Linked DNA regions of Mus musculus: region 2 is linked to region 1. The links are chromatin loops, found by intact Hi-C in ENCODE. Cell type or tissue: left cerebral cortex. All regions are shown on one strand. Links, peaks and the distances in the headings refer to the core of each region. The heading gives the core; the rest is flanking DNA.

Region 1 (10,564 bases), core at 1,293-9,292:
ACACACACACTCACACACACACACACACACACACCTGCCAGCTCAGGGCAAGTTATCTAGAGTCACGTGTCCACCCCACCCCCCACCCCCCAAGGCACAGGAGGAAGGATGGCGAGAAGTGCTTGGGAAAAGAGGTCATCCCCACAGCACTTGATACAAGTCCAGAGTGCATTCTCCGAAGCAATCCTTTCCCAACCCTCCTCCCCAACGCCCCAGTGCCTTAGAAATGGATAGCTTCCTGCCTTTTCTCCTTAATTGTATTTGGTCGGTGCTTCTGAGGGTAGAGAACTGTTGCCATGGAAACCCATCCATGGATGCCAGACACCTTCTGTGAAGAAATGGGACTAGGAATGCCAAGACCTGGGCTCTTTCTCACCCTGACCTCGGGTCATCGTAACTGTTTTACTCTGTTCCAGTCTTTCCTGAAAGGCTGAACGTTTGGGGAGTCAACAAACTGACTGCTTTAATCTTCCGATAAAGAGCTGATGAGCTGAAGAAAGTATGACTTGGGGGGTATAACTGTAATTTTAACTTCTCTATGTTAATATAAGTGCTCTTTGATCCACCCAGGATGTTTACCAAGGTCTAATCAATCCCAGCCTCTGCCCTTACAGGATGAGCCATGAGAGGGCCTCTTCCACTCATAGATGGGGAAACTGAGCCCTAGAGGAGGAACCAGAACTTAGGACTTCTGGACAAAGATTTGGAGAATATCACTTTCTGCTTTGCCCCTGAGCTAGCCTACTGTCCTTCCTCCAGAATCAAAACTATCTCAGGGACTATCAAGCTAGGGTACTAGAACTGGCCTATTTCCCCTGGGACTGGCCCTTAGCCTTCTATGCTTTCCACTGTCTCCAGCGGGGGACCGTAGTTACTTGGCAGCTTTCAGGTTAGGGAAGGGACCGAGAGCCTGGTTCGATCATCTGGGCCCCAGCTGAAACGGAAGGGGTGACCAGCTTGCAGTTCTTCCCCTTTATTCCACAAAGGCTCCTATTTGAGGCTGTCCCAGCTCCCTGCCCTTGGCCTGCAGAGTCGGGTCTGAGATGGTACCGGGGAATGTGCATAAGCTGATACTGGGCTTCAAGGGTGGGCGCAAAAACTCCTTGACTTTGGCCATGGGGAGACATCATCGCAGCCTCGTCCCCAGATGCTTGCCCTGCTGCACACCAGGGGCCTGTCCTGACCCTGGGCATACTTGTACAGGCCCTGGGATGCCAACTGGCTCTACCTTCTCCCTCACGCCTCCTGGTCCTCTCTACCTCATCTGCACACAGGAAGAAGGCTTGGCCTAAAGTCATCAGCCGCCTCCTATCATCTGACTAGACAGTATATTCTGGGGCCTGATGCCACCACCATATCTTGGTCTTCTCATCTAGAGGCAACACGGAAACCTCTGCAGACTTCACACCTCTCCCCTCCACCCGAAGGCGAAGCTCCACGGCTCTCCACGAGGCCATGAGAATGGCTCTGCTGGCCCAGGACCAGTGCACACACACCTTCATCAGACCCCTCCACACCTGTAGGCCCTTCCTCCTCTTAGGTCTCCCACAAAAGAGCTGTAACTGAGGACTCAGGAACGAATGGATTCTTCAGCACAGGCAGCAGGCTCTTGCCTTTGGCCCAGCATCTGACCAGTTAAAAAAGGGAGGAGGTCCCTGGTCGCCCGATAATTTGTTAAGTGATGGGGAAACAACAGCTCGGCAGGAATAAGGGACCACGGCTCAACTTCTCTTCCTCTCCTGTCCCTAGCCAACTCTACGACCATCTTTCAGAGTTTCTGTGGTGACCTTTCTTGAGAAGCGGCTAAGAGGCCTTTGATGGGCAGTGTGGGAAATGCCTTGACGAAGGAGGGCTGGATTAACTAACCCCACCCCAAACAGAGGAAGTCCTGACCTTAAACATGGGGCTCTGCCCTCTACTCCAACACCCCTCCTCCCCTGCCCAAAGCATATGAAGGCCCTTTCCCCTCAGCCCTTTTAGACTATGTACATTCATTCCGAGATAGCCCCATGTCTCAAGGCCCAATTCCATGGCCACCTCCTTCGGTGAGGCCTAAGACAGGCCTCCCTTCTCAGTCCCTCTCTAGACCCCAGTCCAGTTTTCATTCTCCACATAGCTCCCTGGGTGCCTGGTGCCTAGTTTTCCTTATTGTCTGTCTAAGCCCACTGAATGGAGAGCTCCTCGAGGGCAGGATCTCTGAGAGGCTCAACAGGCAATAGGGTGGCACTTCTGCCTGTCACTTCTACACACTCCACCCCATCCCTCCTTTCCACTCTCAAATCGAATTTGGGGAGGAGCCGAAAGGCACAAGGCTGTTTTCCTCCCTTTGCCCTTGTCCAGTCTGCACGAGCCATCTGTGTCAGAGGCAGAATCCTTGTTCACCAGACCCTCACCACCCCACAGGCGGGGAGGTCTCAGGAAGACTGCAGCAGGCTGAACAGGTTTCCTTCAGCATTCTCCAGGGGCCTTGGGCCAGCCCTAGCTTCTCTCTCCATCAATCTGGTCACTTAGACCGCCACCCTCCTCTTGGCCCCGCCCTTTCACACGCTCACGACACGCCCCTTCCCAGCCCCCAGCAGAGCCGGTACCAGACTACAAGGTACCCAGGAAGATGGGGTCCCTGGGCTCTGATGCCTGAGGACCCACATTCACTGCAACAAGTCTGTGCACTTAAGGTGGCTAGCAGCCGATCTCCCGCAGCTCTTGTACTGCTGGTGCGGGCTACCAAGGCACAGCCGCCTCCTTAGGCACATCTTCCATGTATCCTTGTCTGAGAACAGGGACTCCACAGAAAGAAAACACGGTTCCCGGGCTGGCTCGGGATTTTTTCCTCGGACTGTTCAGGCTTGGAGAACAATGGAGCAGCTCTCTGGCTTCCTCCGCCGAGCAAGCTTTGTTTCTCTCTTCCCGCCAGCTTGGCTTTCATTAGCCAAAGGGCAAAGGCTTCTCGGGAGTCTCCTTGCAAAATCCCAGACCTTTCCCTAAAACATTTAGGGGGATGGGGTGACTGCTTGGGGCTGGGGGAACGGACGTGTATCCAGATGCGCACAGCTGGCTGCCCGCCCGCCTCCCTGGCCCCAGACACTTCTTGCTGCCAGGTCCCCCACACCCGGGGAAATCCGACTCAAGCTCCCACCCGGGATTCACAGAGGAAGTGGAGCCTCAGCCCTGCTCCAAGGACCAACTAGCCCTCACATCTGCTTTCCCCACATCTTTGCTCTAGATCTCCTACCCTAGGCTTCCCTAGCAATGCTGGATGCTGTGTTATTCAGCGCAGACTACTCCTCAGCTGGTGTTTCTACCAACCTCACTGTGGTTTGCCATATTAGGACTCTGGACCTTAAAATTCAAGGGAGCTAATGATTTCTGAGCCCCCCAAGTCCCCCGTCTCCATTGTCCACCCTCACTTCCAACAAGCCACAGCAGAGCCCAGGCTCCCATCAGCGACATCTTTAAGACACACGTTAGCCAGACACAGCTGGAGGTAGGCCAGCTCTGCACATCTGGGCAGTAATACCCCTCCTAACCTGGCCAGTGATCGGTATAGAAGGGAGAAAGGGGGAAAGCAAACCTCTTCCTGCAGCTGGCCAGGAGAAAACCAGGGGCGGGGTGGGGCGGGGCAGCAAGTCTTACCTAGCATCTGGCTGAAGAGTAGCTGTTCTAGGTCGCCCAGCACGGTAACCACAAGCTCGGGGTCCACCTTGAGGAAGGCCCGCTCCTCCTGGCCCTTGGCAGAGGGCACAGTCCCTGAGCCCTTTTGCGCTTTAGCCTTGCTGGAAAGCAGTTCGTCATCCGATTTGCCATCATCGCTTACCGCTGCCTCAGGCGCCTTGCTGAGAGGCTTGACCTCCGCATAGGGTCCCCGAGGAATCCGGCTAGGTTTGCCTAGGCTGGGCGCTAGCGGAGCCAGTGGGGTCTTGGCGCCGCCGGTTGAGCCACCTTTGGGTTGGAAGAGCGAATGCTCAGACTTGGACAGCGTCTTGGACATCAGAGGAGTCTCGCGGCCCTTGGGCCCCAGTTTGCCCAAACCCTTGGGTGCTTTGGCCATATCATCACTCCACTCAGGCTCATACAGCTGCAGCTTTTTCTCGGAGTCCGTGAGAAACGAGAGGTTGGTGAGCGACTTCTGTTTGCGCAGGTTGGAGGTAGGCAGCCCGCCGGGGACACGACTGTCCACGCTGCCGGACTTGAAGACCTTCAGCTCCGCTGCACTGGCCTTGGCCATACTGCCACTGCCTCCTGCCGCCTTGGCGCGCTTGGGCAGCATGCCTCTGCCGTCCGCCGCGGCTGCCTTTCTGCTGGCTCCCCGAGACTCGTCCGCGCCCTCGTCGCCGCCGCTGCCGCTGCCGCCGCTCAGCTCCACCTCGGGCTGCACGCTCTTGACGCTGCTGCCCAGCATTCTGCCTGCGAGGAGCGCATGGACGATCCGCGCGTCTGCAGGCACGGGGCGGGGGAGGGGGCGGTAGTGCCGGGAGAGGAGGGGGCGGAATGGGGGGGAGGACGGAAGAAACCGCGGAGGAAGGGGAGAGGAAGGGGAGGGAGCAAGGGGGCGAGCGGAGGGCGAAAGGGAAAGAAATGCGGAGAAGGAAGCCGGGGAAGAGGAAAAGGCAAGGAAATAGCGGGTTGATGGGGCGGGGTCGAAGGAAAAGGGGCGGGGCGGGGAGAATATAAATTAAAAAATTTAAATCAGTCAAAGGAACGATAGAAGACCAGCGGCTCCATCGAAGCCAGGTCGTGTTGTGATGCTGGGATCTTGTCTCTGTCCCCCGGCTAGCCGATCCGTGCTGCGGGCTGCACACTCCGGGGCAGCGCCCTCTCTCTACTCCTCCTTCCAGCTCGTGGAGAGGCTGCGGGCTGCAGCTCCCAGCGAGAAAGAGGGGAGGGGGAAGGCGGGGAGCAAACAGGAGGAGGGGTGGAGTGTGCGCAAGGGGAGGGAGGTAGGGGAGAGAGTGTGTCTATTTCTGGCTCGGGAGGGGGAGGTGTCTGTGAGCTGAGCCCCGGGGGCACAGAGAGGATCCCACCAGTTTTTCTCCTTGCTTTCTACAGAGAGATGGGGTAGAAGGTTCCCTGCTGCATCTGGAAAAAAGCATGAGTGGAGGAAGGGAGACTTAGGGGTACAGGTAAAGGTCCTGGGAAAGGGTGTCTTTGACCCAGGAGAAAGAGTGGCCCTGTAGGTCTTGGGTAGAAACTGGCAGAGCCTGAGGGAAGCTCTCACAAACCGTTACCTTTGGTTTCCCTCAGAAATTCTTTACCTTTAGTTACCTTTAGTCTCTATGGTGTATTTTGCCCTCCTAAACCCAGAAGGTAAGGGACACAGGACAGAACAGGCTGCTTTAGACAGTGCCTAGGGTTGACAGGGACAGGGACCTGAGGGGTTGAAGCGGCTAACTGTTGGGTGCAGGAGTCCGAGTCACCATTCCACTTGATCACATGACCTTGTCAAAGTCATTGAACCTCTGTTGCTCTTACAATGGTTTTAATCCTAGCTTCCTAGGAAAAGGGGCTTTGGGACACTAAGGACACAGGAGAGTTAGCATAGGTCCCTTGGCAGAGCATTTTTTGTTTTGTTTTGTTTTTTGTTTTTGGAGGCGGGATTTCTCTGTGTAGCCCTGGCTGTCCTGGAACTCACTCTGTAGACCAGGCTGGCCTCGAACTCAGAAATCTGCCTGACTCTGCCTCCCGAGTGCTGGGATTAAAAGCGTGCGCCACCACTGCCCAGCTGCAGAACCAACTGAAGAGATCCTGGATATGTTTGTTCTATCAGCATAGGAGCTCTCCAAGTACCATGCTAGCCCAGAGTAGGTATTAATGACTCAGGCTCTGAGGCCAGATGGCTGGACACTGGGTGCTGGCCAGAGCCAAGGGTACTGACCAGAGCCCTGGGTACTTTAACTTCCATGATGACCCCAGGGCTGGATTGAGATTCTATGAACCTTTCTAGGACAGGGACTGTAGCAGAGAGGCTGTATCTAGTACAGTGCTAGAAATGGGGTTATTGGGCAGAGAGGTGAACTGTGAACTTTTAGCTGACCTTGGAGATCCAGAGAAAGATGGAGAGAGTCTACCCTTAAAGAACTTAATGCCTGACAGGGATACAAGGCAGACAACCCAAGACTCAGGGAGATAACTTTGTCCTTGTGAAAAATGCAATGTCACACACTTATCTCAGGAAGACAGGCATGGATATGTTGTGTTCTAGTTACAGCAGTGGCAAGAGGTGCTGCCTCACAGTGCAGGCAGAGGTCTGGGTGTTGAGATTCACCAGGCAGAGTGCCCTCAAAGGCCCTAAGTCCAGATCTTGGGAAACTCAGAGGTGGAGCCAAGCCTGCAAGTCCATATAGGACACAGAGATTTGAAGCTTGTCAGAGGACTGTTGGGGACTCTCCAGCTAGACTATGAGCTGTCACAGGACACACAAGCACTCATGCTTGTGCCTGAACATAAGCTCCTAGTTCAAGTAAGAGCTGGAATGTCTCTGATCCCACAGATGACTTGTAATAGTGTCACAAACCACTGGGCCTTGGGAATCCTCCTGCTTCAGCCCCCTGAGTGCTAGGATTGTGGGGAAAAAAATCATTTTAAAAGTTCTCATTCTTATTTATCCGCCATTCTGTAATTTACATAATATTTCCCTGACTCCATCACACGGGGATGCTGCTGTCTCTAAAAAATGCAATTTGAAAATCAAAGGGGGCAGGTGGGTGGATTGACCAAGTTCTTGGTTGTTATTGATAGTCCCCCGTCCCCCACCCCGCCCCCAGCATATAGATTCTTCTCCTCTAGTTAACATCCTGACTAAACAACCCCATGTCCATTCACTCATGCCTACTGCTGCAGCCAATACCCCTGGCTGAACCTGATCCTTCCCCTCTGATGGCCATATCTGTAGGGAGGCCTTCAGCACTTTGTGAGGCCCAATTCCATGAGTCCTTCTGTCCATCCGCATTTCCTTTGCTCCGGATGCCCACTGCCCCTGGGACCTGACCTTCCTTCCGCCACGGTGTCTCACTCCCTCACTGTGTCAGCTCAGGTCTTCCTCTTCTCTGTACCCTCTTTGTTCCTCTAGCCTGTCTCTCACGGGATTCCGTATTCCCCAAATCTCAAGTCCCTCCCCTTCGTCCAGTAAACAGCCCCTGAAATTCTGCTTCTCTTTAGAAGAGGACAGACCAGATGAAAGACTTTGGACTGAAATCAGGTTGGTAGCTGTTCTCACCAGAATAGAGGCCCCACCCCTTTCTACCTTCTAAGCCTGGGGTCCCTCTCCCTCCCCCACAGCACGTCACCTGTCGGTTTCTGAGATGTAAAATACTGTCTATGCACAATGTCACAAATTGCCTCACTGCCAGGATCCTTGAGAGCCGTCTTCCTCCTGTCTTTATAGAATCTTCCCGGGGCCAGGTAGCGGTCCCTTACACACCAGCCTGGCATCTTGGAATACTCCAAGGCTCCCTAGCACACCTCTGTCTCACTCTTTCCTATTCTTTTCACATCCCCAGTGTTTCCCAACCGTCCTCTTCTGGAGGGAGGATGCTCTGCTGCCGTGGCAACAGCCATTCTGGCATCTGTCGATAAAGCCGAGATGTACAGAGCATTTCCTCCAGTGATTCCTAAAAAGAGAGGGTTCTGCCATGTCATACTGTTTCAAGATCAGCCCTGAGCCCCTCAGCCTCAGCCATTTCCTCCTTTGCCACCCTGTGAAAATGCCAGGTCTCAAATGGTTTGTTGCATAGAGACCAATGATCCTCAAAGGACTGCAAGATTGGGTGGGGGGGAGTGAGCTGGGCAGACAGAGGGTGCTGATGATGTCAGTGACCTGAGAGCTGGCTCCTGCCAGTTCCTACTGGGAAGGTGGGGAAAGAGGCTGGTTTGGAATCATTTATATCTTCAGTCCCTAGCACTCTTATAGCAAGCTTGACACGCCCATTTTGGTACTGGAATTAGGATGTGCGATTCAACCATGTCTTATTGACTGATAGTTTGAAGCAGTGTAAGGAAGGAAGATGTAGGCACAGCGCCAAGGAAAGGCACGCTGTGGGGACTTTACATTGTCACACTCCTGTGACTGAAAAGGATGTAACACAACACAGGGGTGGTGTGTGGTCTGGGGCTCTGCTTGTTGGGATAGTGTTAGCAGAGCTGAAGAGAAGGCACTGGAAGGGAGAAGAAGGTAGAAATGAGAGCTGAGCTGTTTCTGACCCAGTGACCTTGAAAGGTGACCTTGGAAAGAAGGAATGTTCGGGAGAGAGCATGGCGGGGTGGGTGGGGGAGTCCACACCCTACTCCCTACAGAGCTCAACACAGAGTTTGGGGACAGGCAGCACTCTCGTTTCTGTGCCCAGAGTCAGGATCTGGAGAACAAGGACTAGAAACCCAACCATGTGTGTTGTGTGTGCAAGCCTAGCCTGTCATCCCCAGCTAGGGCCTGGTACCATCAACCCCAAAGAGTGACAGCTCTTTAAGGCTTTCTGTGTTCACCTCCCTATAATAACCTTTTTTGTAACTTTCCAAGAAGATTCTGATATATCCCTGTTCTTCTACCTGGTCATTTCCCTAAGTCACTCCACCCCTCAGCAGGGACCTCAGAATGCGGGCAAGACCAGCCAGAGGCTGTGGAAATAACTGATGTTTGAGCACAGAGACTCTAGAAAGACAGCTCCCAGTTGCTCATGCTGGTTCATGGTCAGCTGGGATAGATGTTGAGGATTTAACAAAACAGAAACCCTTATCCTCAGTGGGAAAAGACAGACAACGAATTGGCTTAGAGATACCAGTTACTTAAAAGTGCTAAGGAAGGGCCGACAAGATAGCTCAGTGGGTAAGCAGGCTTGCCCCTGAGCTTGGCAACTTCAGCTCCACTCCCAGAAACCAAAGCATGGAACCGACTCTGGAGAGTTGTCCTCTAGGGTCCCACGGACACACGCAAAATAAATGTAAAAAAAAATGCTAGGGAGAAAGAGTCGAGATGGAAATAAGAAATTCATGGTGTATTTTTGAAAGAAAACAAGGAAGATAAGATGTTGGAGAGAAAGAAGAGGGGTGAGAAGATGTGAGAAAGTGGTGAGAAATTGGGGGTGGGCAGGGCACAGAGGGCCTTTTAGGTCTTTATATACAAATGTCATTTGGAATCACACAGTCAGAGAGAGAGAGACCTGGCTTCCTTTTGAGTCTTTTGTGAAGGCAAAAGTTCTTGTACAAGTTCTTGGCTGAATGGTGAGCTCAGCTGAAAGATGGTGGTGGAGATAGATAGTAGTGGAGATGGTTATGGAGACAGTGGTCATGAGAAGAAATCAGCAGTGGCGTACAGTAGAGCCATTAGAACCTGCTCATGGGCTAAATGTGGGTGTGCAGGAAAGAGGGGGGTCAAGAATATTACTCCTGGGCTGGAGAGATGGCTCAGCAGTTAAGACCACTGACTGCTCTTCCAAAGGTCCTGAGTTCAAATCCCAACAACCACATGGTGGCTCACAACCATCTGTAATGAGATTTGATGCCCTCTTCTGGGGTGTCTGAAAACAGCTACAGTATACTTACATATAATAAATAAATAAATGTTTTTTTAAAAAAGTGTCATAAGGCTAATTGTCAGTAGACCCTCTGTCAAAATTAAAAAAGAGAAGAATATTACCCCTAAGGTTTTGGGCCTATACAACTCTTGAATGGATTTTTTCCCCCTTGAGACAAGGTCTCACCAAGCTAGCTTTGAACATAATATCCTCCTGCCTCAGTCTTTTCTGAATGCTGAAATTGCTGTGTGCTAACAAACCCAACTTCCCTCAACCCTTTGTGAAGGCTAATGCCCCTTCTTTAAGGATGCCACCCCCTGCCCTGCCCCGCCCCGCCCCACTGCAGCCACTTTGATGATCCCCTAACATCTGTAGCCATCATTCATCATCTGTTTGTGTTTCTTCAGAATCCATTTTTGGTTGAACTTGTCTTCAAAGGCTATCAGAGTCCCGTGCGCGCGCATAGTGGGCTCTCAGGAATATTTGCTGAGTGACGACTGATTCAGTGAATGAATGCGTGACTCACAACAGATGTGTGGGGCCTGTAAACAGGGGTGACCTCTCAGTACCCTGTGGTGAGAGACAGCACAGCTGGCGCGTGGAGTGGGAGCCAGGCCTCTGGGATGCAGTCCCAGGAACATCTTTCCTCAGCAGCCCTGGGACAGGAGGAGGCCACTGATTCTGCCCTTGTCCCCTTCAAAAGAAATTCCATATCTTCGGGGAATGACCTTGGGAAATCTAGCTAGGAGGCTCTCTTAAGCCCTCAAACTTCTGTATTCAGAGGTATGGGGGAGTTTTGCTACACATCTGAGAGAAAGGGGTAAGCAAGGCCACGGTATCCTCACAGCCCAGATTGTCTGCTACAGGTATAATAAGTACTAAACTAGGACTAGGGTCTCCCATCTACTCCTATGTGCATAAGAAAAAGTTAACGATGGACACAGTGCTGTCACACAAACACCCCAGCACACTTACACCTCCAGGAAGCCCTCTTAGATTGGTCTACTTGCTTGCCAACAGCCCAGCTGCTAGCTTTGCTTTGCATAGAACTGGTAGAGAAG
Region 2 (10,564 bases), core at 1,251-9,250, 48 kb after region 1:
GAGTTCACCAGTTTTGTTTTGTTTTCCTTCAATGGTCCCTTCTTTTCCTGTTGCATTTGGCTCACCTCCACCTTCTAAAACCCACAATGCCCTTTGAAGACTGGATCCTGAACCAGTGAGATGGCTCAGTGGGTAAAGGCATTTGTCAACCATTTGAGTTGCATTCCCAGGGCTCACACAGTGGATGGAGAGAAGCAATCCCTGCACAATGTCATTCTGACCCCCACAGACATGCCACGGTGCATGTGCGCCCACATGCAAAATAAAATGTTAATTCAAAAATAAAAAGACAGGCCGGGCAGTGATGGCGCACGCCATTAATCCCAGCACTCGGGAGGCAGAGTCAGGCAGATTTCTGAGTTCGAGGCCAGCCTGGTCTACAGAGTGAGTTCCAGGACAGCCAGGACTACACAGAGAAACTCTGTCTCAAAAAACTCCAATAAAAATAAAAATAAGGGGTTGGGGATTTAGCTCAGTGGTAGAGCAGTTGTCTAGCAAGCGCAAGGCCCTGGGTTCGGTCCTCAGCTCTGGAAAAACAAACAAACAAACAAACAAACAAACAAATAAAATAAAGACTGTAGTCCACCTTGCCATGTTTCAGAGAAAAGGCAGAAGACATTTGTTTTACTGTCCATTCTAGGTTTGGAACCCAAGGAAGGAGAAATTAAGTCTCAGAGAAGGTGAGCCCTGCAGGAGATTCACTGGCTGCCTCCACCTGGAGACTCTTTCTATGGAAACCTTCCTCTACCCCAGCCTGGGTGCCTTCCTGTCCAAGGGTCATTCCAAGTGCAAAGGCTTTGAGAGAGAACTGCCCCAGAACCCTAATAAATAAGGGGAACCCAGAAGAGCTGACTGCTTAGGACCCTTCCCCTAAGGGCTGCTCATCTGCTCTGAGCTGCTCCTTTGGATCGAAGCCCAGAACATGGCCTGTAACTTTAAGACTCAGCCCCTGTTTTGAGCACACAGCAAGCACCTCATAACAAACAGCTGGAAAGAGAAGTTGAGACACTGCATCTCAGCAGAATTGTTTCCAAATAAAGTGTTGTTTCTCTCCCTCCTCAGACTAGCCCTGGTGATGCACCCAGCGCTTAAGCACTGCGGATCTTTTCTTGCTTATGACACAGACACTCTCCCCTCCCCGCTCCACACCCTCGGGCCCCATCCCCAGCATGGCCTCTTTTATAGCAAGGATAAGAATGGTGCTAACAGGAATCTGAGTGTTCTCAGGAAGCCTTCCTGCAGCTCCCCCCATAAAAAGACCCCTGGTAAAGGCTTATCTTTCTAGAGAGGTAAGATTCATAGAAAGATACTTCCAGAACATCAACATCAGGGGATGGGGGTGGGGATCCTGTGTCTGAGATCCCAGACCTCTGTACTAGGGTCAGGACCTCATGAAACTCTCAACACATTAGTTTTGTGCTCTGTAGTTTACGAGGGTCACAGAAAACTGAATTGTATCCAGAGCAGGAGGGCTGGCCCGGTAGAGGTTAATGGACTGGGGTGGCATATCCGCCATGAATCGAGGGATGCTGGCTAATGGGCTTTGCAGATATAAAACCTTTGTCTTCCATTTTCACTAAGATAGGGTCTTGAAGTCCCTTTCCAACCATAAAAATTAGAACCAGAGAAGAAAATGACCAGGGTGGCAGCCGGGAGATCCTGAACATGTGCCCCATGAAGCGTGTGGCATTACCTTCTCAGAGAGCTCTCTGATATGATTTCTCTTTCCTAGGAGATCCATCCTTGCCAGCGGGGCCTAGGTGAGGAGACTGGGAAAGTCAGTGACCCCCAACACCCAGATACCTGGTTTGACTCCTCCTTATGTTAAGTGGGACCAATCCAGTCCAGGCCCCAGGAAAAGCTCCAGAAATGTTTGTGTTGTTTTCCGTTTCTTGAGACAGGCTCTCAGTATGTCCTCCAGGATGGCCTTTAACTTGGGGTCCCCTGGGATTACAAGCATGTACACCACGCAGGGCTGGAAGTGGTTTCTGAGTGAAGGGCAGAGCCCCCTAATCCTAATACCTCCCTGATATTAGCCACCTGTCCAAGGCAAGGGCAAGGATAGGATGACCCTTGTAGAACCCATTCAGCTCCAAGACTAACCATAGAAGGAAGAGCAGCCTCCTCTCTCCATCCCCCAGTCCCTGGACTGAAGACTCTGCTGCCTGGGTACCACTAGGATTTCCCATCCAAAAAAAAAAAAAAAAGATTTCCCATCTGAGAAGATCTCCCTGACCTTCTCTGAGGAGAAGAGAGGCCCTGAGCTCCGTCTCCATGCCACGTACACAACAATGCTCTTCACTCCTGATCTATCCTGGACATCTCTAGCAATGATGCCTTCTTGAGGAAGTTAGTCTGCTGCCAAGTACTGTGTCTGGATCAGACTAGACAATCAATATGCTGGTCTGCTTCTTGGTCCCTGAAGCTGGGCTCCTCTCCTCTGTCCCTTACAGAGGCAGGATGGTCAACCCCCCCCCCCCACTCTTGTTCTCTGCGGGCCCCGGAATGAAGGCTCCTGGGAAGGATTGGCCTCACTTCATCTCACTGAGCTGCTAGCTCACCAGTCTAAATGAAGAACATGAGCAACAGCTGTTAAGGAAGCTGACCTGGACTTCTGGGCTAAACAGGAAGTAGGGTGGAGGGCAGGGGCGGAGCTTCCTGAGGAGTAGGAAGGAGGAAATCTGGCCCACGTGCTCCCTGTGTTATCGTAGCTTGGCACTCAGCCCAGCAGAGCAGAGGCTGCAGCCTGCAGGAAGGTGTCTGTAGATCCAGTCTTCAAACATTAGCTGGAAGCCCTCCGGGGCATGTTAGGATGTTATCTGATCATCTGTGGTTTGCACTACGAGCGCTGCTCACTCAGAAAGTCTCAACTCCAATCAACACAGAGCCCCCAGAAAGATGGTAAGATTGGAAGTGGGAGATATGCGGTAAAGACAGGTATGTGTGAATCCCAGGAAACGCTGGGTGCTTTGAGAAGGTAGAGGCTGGGAAGCAAGAGGAGGCTGCAGAAAACCCAGAACACTCTAAACTGCTGTCCTAGGGTTTCTATTGCTGTGAAGAGACACCACGGCCACCACAACTGTTATAAGAGGAAACATTTATCTGGGGCTGGCTTACAGTCCAGAGGTTTAGTCCATTATCATCATGGTGGGAAGCATGGTGGCATACAGGCTGACATGCATGCAAAAATTACAGGAATTCTACATTTGGATCCTCAGGCATCAGGAGAGACAATGACACACTGGCCAGGCTAGAGCATCAGAGACCCCAGAGCCCATTCCCAGTGACACACTTTCTCTGACAAGGCCATACCCACTCCAGCAAGGCCACACCTCCCAATAGTGCCACTCCCTATGAGCCTATGGAGCCATTTTCATGCAAACTACCCCACTTGCCCATAGGCGTGCTTCATAGTTGTTGGCTCTGATTACAAGGTCACTTCTGCAGCCCTTGGGCTAAACCAGAGTTCCTTCTGTGTGTTGTTAAAACTCATCCTACCTGTTCAGTCTCTTCCCACAGGGCTGTAAGTTCAATGGGGGCATTCTAGAAGCCCATCACTACCTCCCACAACCCTGTTGTGTGGTCAATAAATACGGTTAAATAGATAACTACACAAAGTACTTTGGGAATGACCAAAAAGGGAAGCTTGGGGCTGACGAGATGGCTCTGCAGTTAAGGGCACTGACTGCTCTTCCAGAGGTCCTGAGTTCAATTCCCAGCAACCACACAGTGGCTCACAACCATCTGTAATGGGATCTGACCCTCTCTTCTGGTGTGTCTGAAAGCAGTATACTCACATATATAAAATAAATAAATCTTTTTTTAAAAAAAGGAGGGAGAGTCTGTAGGAAGTATATGTGTGTGTATGTGAGAGAGAGAGAGAGAGAGAGAAAAAAAAGAATGACAGTGTTAGTCCTTGAGTGATCTAGAAAACAAAACAAAACAGGAATTCTTTGGCAGTCTAACCCATGAGGGTACCTCTCAGGCCCAGGTGGTAACGATATGAGGTTGTTCATATTCCCTTGGTGTGTCCGAAGCCCTGGCTAACTTAGGGCTAGCATCAGCGTCAGTGTTGGATTACCCCCAAGGAGAGAAGAATATCTGCCGTCAGGAAGCATCCAGGTTGGAGGACACATGAAGGTGCTTCTGGGGCTTTCCAGCCTTACGGGAGAGATGAGGTCCACAAGGCAGACAGACGCTTGAGAGAAATGCAGTGACAAGAGACAAGAGTATATGTGACATTCACTGTGTACCAGCCACTGCCCCTAGCCTTTCATATGTATCAGCTAATTTCACTTCAGAAAACCCTGTGATGTGGAAAATGTTACTGTTTCCATTTTACAAGTAAGAGAAAGGAGACTGACTCTGGTCGAGGCACTCATCTTAATCCCACTAAGACACAGATTAGATTGGCCAATATTTAAGTCCAAGCTGCAGGCCTCAGAGCCTTCTTGGCTTCCCATGACATCTCTGACTAAAACGACATAGACAACTTCTGGGGAGCTAGTCACGAAGTGAGATAACCACAGTTAATGAGCGTACCAGAAGAGGGGCATGCTGGGAAGGACTGAAGCAAGAGGTAAAGAATATCCTGGTTACAGAAGACGCACATGTCATAGCAGAAACAGCACAAGAATACTGCTTTCAAGTTATCCCAAAGCAGTGGGAAGGGACTTCCTCTTTTTCTCTGGGCTGTAAGACAGTGGTCATGCTGGAGAGCCAGACTCTGATCCTGACCTTTCACTGTGCATAGCTGTTCCAGCCTGTCCTTCCCCAGTTCAAAGCCTGCCCCTAGATTAACTAAAAGCCAGGTGTCTTAGGGTTTTATTGCTGGGAAGAGACACCATGACCATGGCAACTCTTATAATGGAAAACATTTAATTAGGGCTGGCTTACAGTTTCAGAGGTTTAGTCCATTATCATCATGGCAGGAAGCACAGCACCATGCAGGCAGACATGATACTGGAGAAGGAACTGAGAGTTCTGCATCCTGATCAGGAGGTAGCAGGAAAAGATTGACTCACTGAGCTGGACTTGAACATCTGAAACCTCAAAGCCTGCCTCCTAGTGACACACTTCCCCCAACAAAGCCACACCCACTCCAACAAGGCCACACCTCCTCATAGTGCCTCTCCCTGAGCCAAGCATTCAAACACTTGAGTCTACGGGAGCCATTCCTGTTCATACCACCATGCCTGCTACGTCTGAAAAGAAAGAATCTGTAGGTAAAGGTGATGCCTTGGCATCTGGGGTGGGGAGGAGGCTTCGAGGAGTCACTTGAGGAAAAAGTGTCAGTTGAGCCAGAGAAGGGAAGCTCACCAAAGACAGCATTTCTGAATGTCAGCCAAATAGAAAGGGCTCACTGACTGGAGGAAGAGAAGCAGAACTGTGCTTGATTCTAACGGCTGTGTATCTGAATAAGGTGCCTTTGTGGTTCTCATACGTCCTTGAGCCTAGCACAGCACAGGAGCTCACAGAAGCACCTGAGAAAATAGAGCTCAAATGAGCAAGTTTTGGAGCAGAGACAGACACTCAAGCTGAGCCTTAGACTGCAGAGACGAGGGCTCTCCCAATGTGACTGTCTGAGGACCAAGTCACCCTGGCTTGGACACACCAGTACTCGGACACATAGTGAGTCACCATGTGAGTACTAGAGGTGCAAGCAATGTTCCATATTGCCACGTTTTGCCTTCGGGGATGTGCTAGCACGCCTTGTCTTGGACCAGTGCTTAGCTTTGTTACTTTTCTCATGCCTTTCCCCATGGAGAAGATTCAGATATTCTCTTCTCAGTGTTTCCTTTTCCAGAACCAACTGGCTGGTCCCTCCAACATACCTCCCTGAAACACAGTGGAGGCAGCAAGAGGAAAACAGCAACCCTGGGAGAGACATTGCCTTCCTACCCACTTCAGGCCGCAGGTCCTTGCTGGTTTCAGCAGGTTTCCGTGCTGGACAGCTCCCATACCTCCTAGTTCCAACCTGGAAACCTGTGGCTGCCTTCCTCCCTCCTTAACCATTTCCTGCTGTTCTGCTCCTTCCTTTACAAGACTGGGTGGGAGGCGTGGGGGGAGGGTCCAACTGCCTTTCCTGCAGACCATCACTCTCCTTACTTTCCCCGTTACCCTCGTGCCAGAGGATCGACTTTTGATACACCCTCAGGAGATAACACCTACCTCCCTGTTTCCTCCTCTCCCTTCTACTAGAGTCAGGCAACCTAGATGGACCTTGTCTCTGCCATTACCTGATAATGGGCTGGAAGGCTTGCATCACGATGACTGCACAGTTGGCCTTGCTACAGAACCACCGGAATTACCCGGCCTCTGCCAGTAGCCATTCACTGGTCTCAGGGTACCCTAAAAGAAATCCCTGTCAGCACAGACCAATGGGTGGCTCTGAGGCACCCTTCCTGCAGCTTCCTGCAGTCCCTGAGCAGGAGCTTTCTGCTGTATCTTTCTAGCAGCCACCTCTTCCTCTCTCTTTTTCTACAGTCATTCTGAAACTCCAAGCCTGCGTGGGCCAGAAGCCTATGATACGGACAAGGCAGGCAGAAGTGAGCCTCTGCAAGCTTGAGACACTGCCGTGGCCGTGGTGTGGGGCTGAGCACAGCCTGGACCCAAAATGGCTCTTTGAGGCACACATGTGGTGGAGAAACAATTCCTTCCCATAGTCAGACTTCTTAGCTCTTTGCTCTTGTCAGGCTGTTCTCTGTATAGCAGCGTACCAAAGATCTCTCCCCTCTTCCCATCTGTACTGATGTGTTTCCCCCATCCCTGAACCCCCAGGACCTGAAGTCAGACTCTCAACACCTGCTCTTAATTCATCAGCATCCTGGCGAGCCTCCCATGGCCCCAGCCCATCATCATCATCATCTCTGCAGCTGCAGCCGGACAGAAGCAGCAGGGATAGTTTTGGGAGGAGGTGTAGCTCGGGGTTGAGGGAGGAGCCGGCACTAAGACCACTGGGGAGCCTCAATCTTGAGGGGTGCAAAATGTGTACTTAAGCATATGTTAAACAGCTCTCTCCTCATTCTATCAGTAGAGTTAATAGCAAGGAGATGCACCAGTGACCACAAATCTGGTGCAGGTCCAGGGCATAGAAGCTGGGAGAACTGAGCAAAAGAATAGAAAAACAACCAGGTCCCCGACATTTGGATAAACTCTGGGTTCTGGATCTGGTGCCTCTGACTCATCTGTCGTCTAGCCGCTGCCCCAGGGCCTAACTAATTGGAGGAAAGTTAAATAGAGCCAAAGAAAACAAGGGAGATATTACAGAGCCCCAGGTTTCTGGGCTTACAGGGGAGAGAGAGCAGATGTCTTAATTTATGAGCCTGCATTAGTCTACCCCAGGGGAGAGGAAGACGCAGGCCTGGAGTGGGTTGGAGTCTGAGGGCTAAAGTGTCCCCTCTCTTACTGAAGGGCCGTGAGACTGACGGATGGATGGGCCTACAGCTGGAGTCAGGTTGGGCCTGGGGAGGGCATTCATCATGGAGAGCCTCATAAAGCCAAAGGACAGGGGGCTGCGACTGAAGGCTGCTTTTCCCACCAGAGTCTTGGTTACGACCCAAGGTCCAGGGACATTGATGGCAAGGTTAGGGGGCATCTTTGATGATAAGGACAACCTCCCTTGAGGCGCCTAGAGATCAGGGAGAGAGAGAGAAAAGATGTAACTGAGAATGACAGCGTCTGAGTCACAGGAGAGGGACACTAAATGTATTCCAATCGTCCCTCGTCTGACAGTGGAGCCTGAACCAGAGGGACAAGGGCTGACTCCTCATCCAGGTGGCCCTTCAGCAATGTGTCCCCATTTTGCTGACTGAGCCATGAGACCTGTGTTTTCCTCAGCTTCCCTGCAAGATACATCTGGTTATCTCTTCCTCCATCTTCTACCCTCCATCCTCCATCTCCATCCTCCATCTCCATCCTCCATCTCCATCCTCCTCCATCCTCTTCCATCCTCCTTTCTAATCGCTCTTAGCTATCTGACTTTGAGCACAGCCTCCCAGGTCTTTCATTCACAGCTGATACGCTCGCTAACCACTCCTCTTTCCACTGTCTCATAGGAGGAGCAGGAGACATGCTGGTGTTGGCTGTGGGGCACTAGGGAAATGATTCTCACCCACTACCAAGAGGAACAGTAAAGCTGAGAGCTGTCCAGAACTTGCTCTTTGGTCTTTTGTCCCACCACTTCCCAGTCGGCCCTGCACTTTTTCAGAGTGGGGCCCACAGGCTTTTCCCTCAAACTTGGTTGAGGCTCACATCTGCCGTAGCTGCCCCTTAGATTGGCCAACAGTAAATGAGAGGATGGCAGTGAGACGGGGATTGCTCAGTAGAGCACTGGGGGCCCGCACCACAGGAGAGTTAGTGTCCCCCATTAGGTGCCTCAGGAGACCTGCCTTGTGAGAGGACAATGGGCACTGAGAGGAGAGGTAGAGGAGGCCCACACAACCATTTCCTCGCTGCTTGGTTTGCCCGAGAACCCAGAGCTCTGCTTAGATTGTCCCAGAAGCTGAGTGGTAATGCCCCATCTAAAAGCTGGTGATTTTGACATCTAGGGCTAAACAGAGACTTGTGAGCAGGAAGTGAGTTAGCTCTCTTGCCACTTTCCCATGCTGTCATTCCCAGCTTGGAACTGTGTCTCTTCCTTCCCCTGCCTGGTGACTCAGCTTTCTTATCTTCCCAGACCCCTCATGTGGTCCAGGGAAAATGCCACCGTGAAGAGGCAGATGCTCCTGGGAGGGAGAAGTAGGAGGAAGAGATTAATGGGCCAAAAAGAGATGTTGAACCTAGGGTGGGGTCCAGGCTCCCACTCAGAGAGCCAGCTAGGCTCCGGGCAAAGCTGCAGAGATTTGCATACATCTGCATACATTTGTATATGCTTGTTTTCTCTGAGTGCCGGCCTAGTTCCCTATGGTTTCCCATTCCCTCTTCTACATCAGGCCTGTTCAGCCAGGCAGGACCAGTACCTCACCAGGAGCCCCCAAGAGGCCACTCCACTGCAACGGAGCTAAGGTGGGCCTGATGCAGACAGACACCTTGTGCATATATACATAGGGTATGTTTCCTCCTGGGTCCTGGACTAAGAGGTTCTTGTTGGATCACCCTGTCACTTGAGGCTAAACAATGACAAAAACTACCTTCCTTCTCTGTCTTTTATTTTTTTCCAGGTGCCTACATTATCTAAGAAGAAGCAGCAAATTAGAAGGCAGGGATGGAAAAAAAAGCCTTACAGGGTTTTTTACTTTTTTTTTCTTTTTTCCTTTTTGGTTTTCGAGACAGAGTTTCTCTGTACAGCCCTGGCTGTCCTGGAACTAACTCTGTAGACCAGGCTGGCCTCGAACTGAGAGATCTATTTGCCTCTGCCTCCCAAGTGTTGGAATTAAAGGCGTGCGCCACCACTGCACAGCTGGGTTTTGACTCTTACACACTTGTTATACAGCATGGCAAAAGCACGGGGCTGGAGCAGTCATTCATCCAGATAGTAGGGTCAGCTTTGTGATGGACACCATTGTCAGGGCTAGCTGGGAATTCTGCAGGGAACAGAGTGGTCTCCCCATCCTCCATCTCATAAAACTGACTGCCGCTAGCACGCAGAGAGGCATGAAGGAAAAAGATAGGTAGCTGGGTAGATGGTGCCACTGGTCCAGGACAATAAAGCCAGAGAAAGACAGAAGGAGAAGCGGGGGATGGAGGGTGGGCATGAGGAAGACAAGACACTATGGTCATCAGTGGTCCAGACATTGAATCAGAGCTGCAGCAGGCCCACCTAAAGTCCATCACAACCCCACCCTGCTTCACTCTCTGGTGCTCGAAAAGGAGGCCTGGATGGTTCAGCATTAGGTGTGGCTGGCCCAGCTCAATGACCTGTGACTACATAGTCTGACCCTTGCTGTAGCATAGACATAAGCTTCATCCAAGCAAATACTGATTTCTCCTTCCTTTAGAGGGTGCCAAGGACCAGGAAAAGGGAGACTGACTGTTTGGAACTTTGGGGAAGATGGAAATGTTTTATATCATGATTAAAATTAAACAACTGAATAATTTTGTTAAAAGCACGTTGAATTTCATTATACCTCAAAAAGGCTGCCAAAATTTCTAAAAAAATAAAAATAAAATGGAAGGCAGGAGAGAGTGGGATGGAGAGAAGGGTGAGTGTGGGTGATCAGAGGAGCCTGGATGCATTTCCTGTTCATACTGTCCTTGTAACCAGCATGGTGCCGGGTGCTTCCTAACCACACCTCCTCCACCTCACTCTCTGAACCTGTGAAATGGAAATAACATTGTCTTCTCTCCAGGGTGCTTGGGAGGGTCAAGCCACATAGCCTCTATTTGGGGTCCACTCCATAATGCCTGCTCAGATAACAGCAATGACCTTTTTGCTCACCTGTTGCTAGGTAGGCATTGTTGTAAGTGCTATACTAGGTCCATTATCCCCATTTCATGGATGAGAAAATTGAGGCACAGATGCCAAATTTTCTTCCCCTTTCCCTTTGGATAAAATAGAAAACTTCAATCTTTTTCTGTGTTTTGCTGTGATCCCACTGAACATAAATGGGCCATTATTATCATC

What was found. Hi-C counts contacts between places; a loop is a spot of excess contacts. Peaks named below come from ENCODE experiments on the same cell type or tissue, not always from the same donor. Only the 100,000 strongest peaks of a DNase experiment are listed, where the experiment ranks them.
Region 2: a loop joins it to region 1, with 1.9 times the contacts of the local background. A loop is called at or near these places in 4 of 42 quality-filtered maps.

The regions. Positions count from the first base shown.
Region 1 is chr1:135,580,922-135,591,485 of GRCm38, forward strand. Nav1 (neuron navigator 1) reads right to left here and starts at 4,434. Exons shown (of 30, transcript NM_173437.2): 1 at 3,634-4,434. The coding sequence starts at 4,399. In left cerebral cortex, for the core only: a CTCF peak has its summit at 4,812; DNase peaks (open chromatin) are centred at 1,420, 2,266, 2,516, 3,157 and 5 more places; H3K4me3 peaks cover 3,927 bases; H3K27ac peaks cover 3,684 bases.
Region 2 is chr1:135,629,034-135,639,597 of GRCm38, forward strand. It overlaps a transcript of Nav1 not described here. Among named protein-coding and RNA genes, the nearest start is that of Gm4793, 37 kb to the left of the region's middle. In left cerebral cortex, for the core only: a CTCF peak has its summit at 5,075; DNase peaks (open chromatin) are centred at 2,680, 6,515 and 8,733; H3K27ac peaks cover 1,515 bases.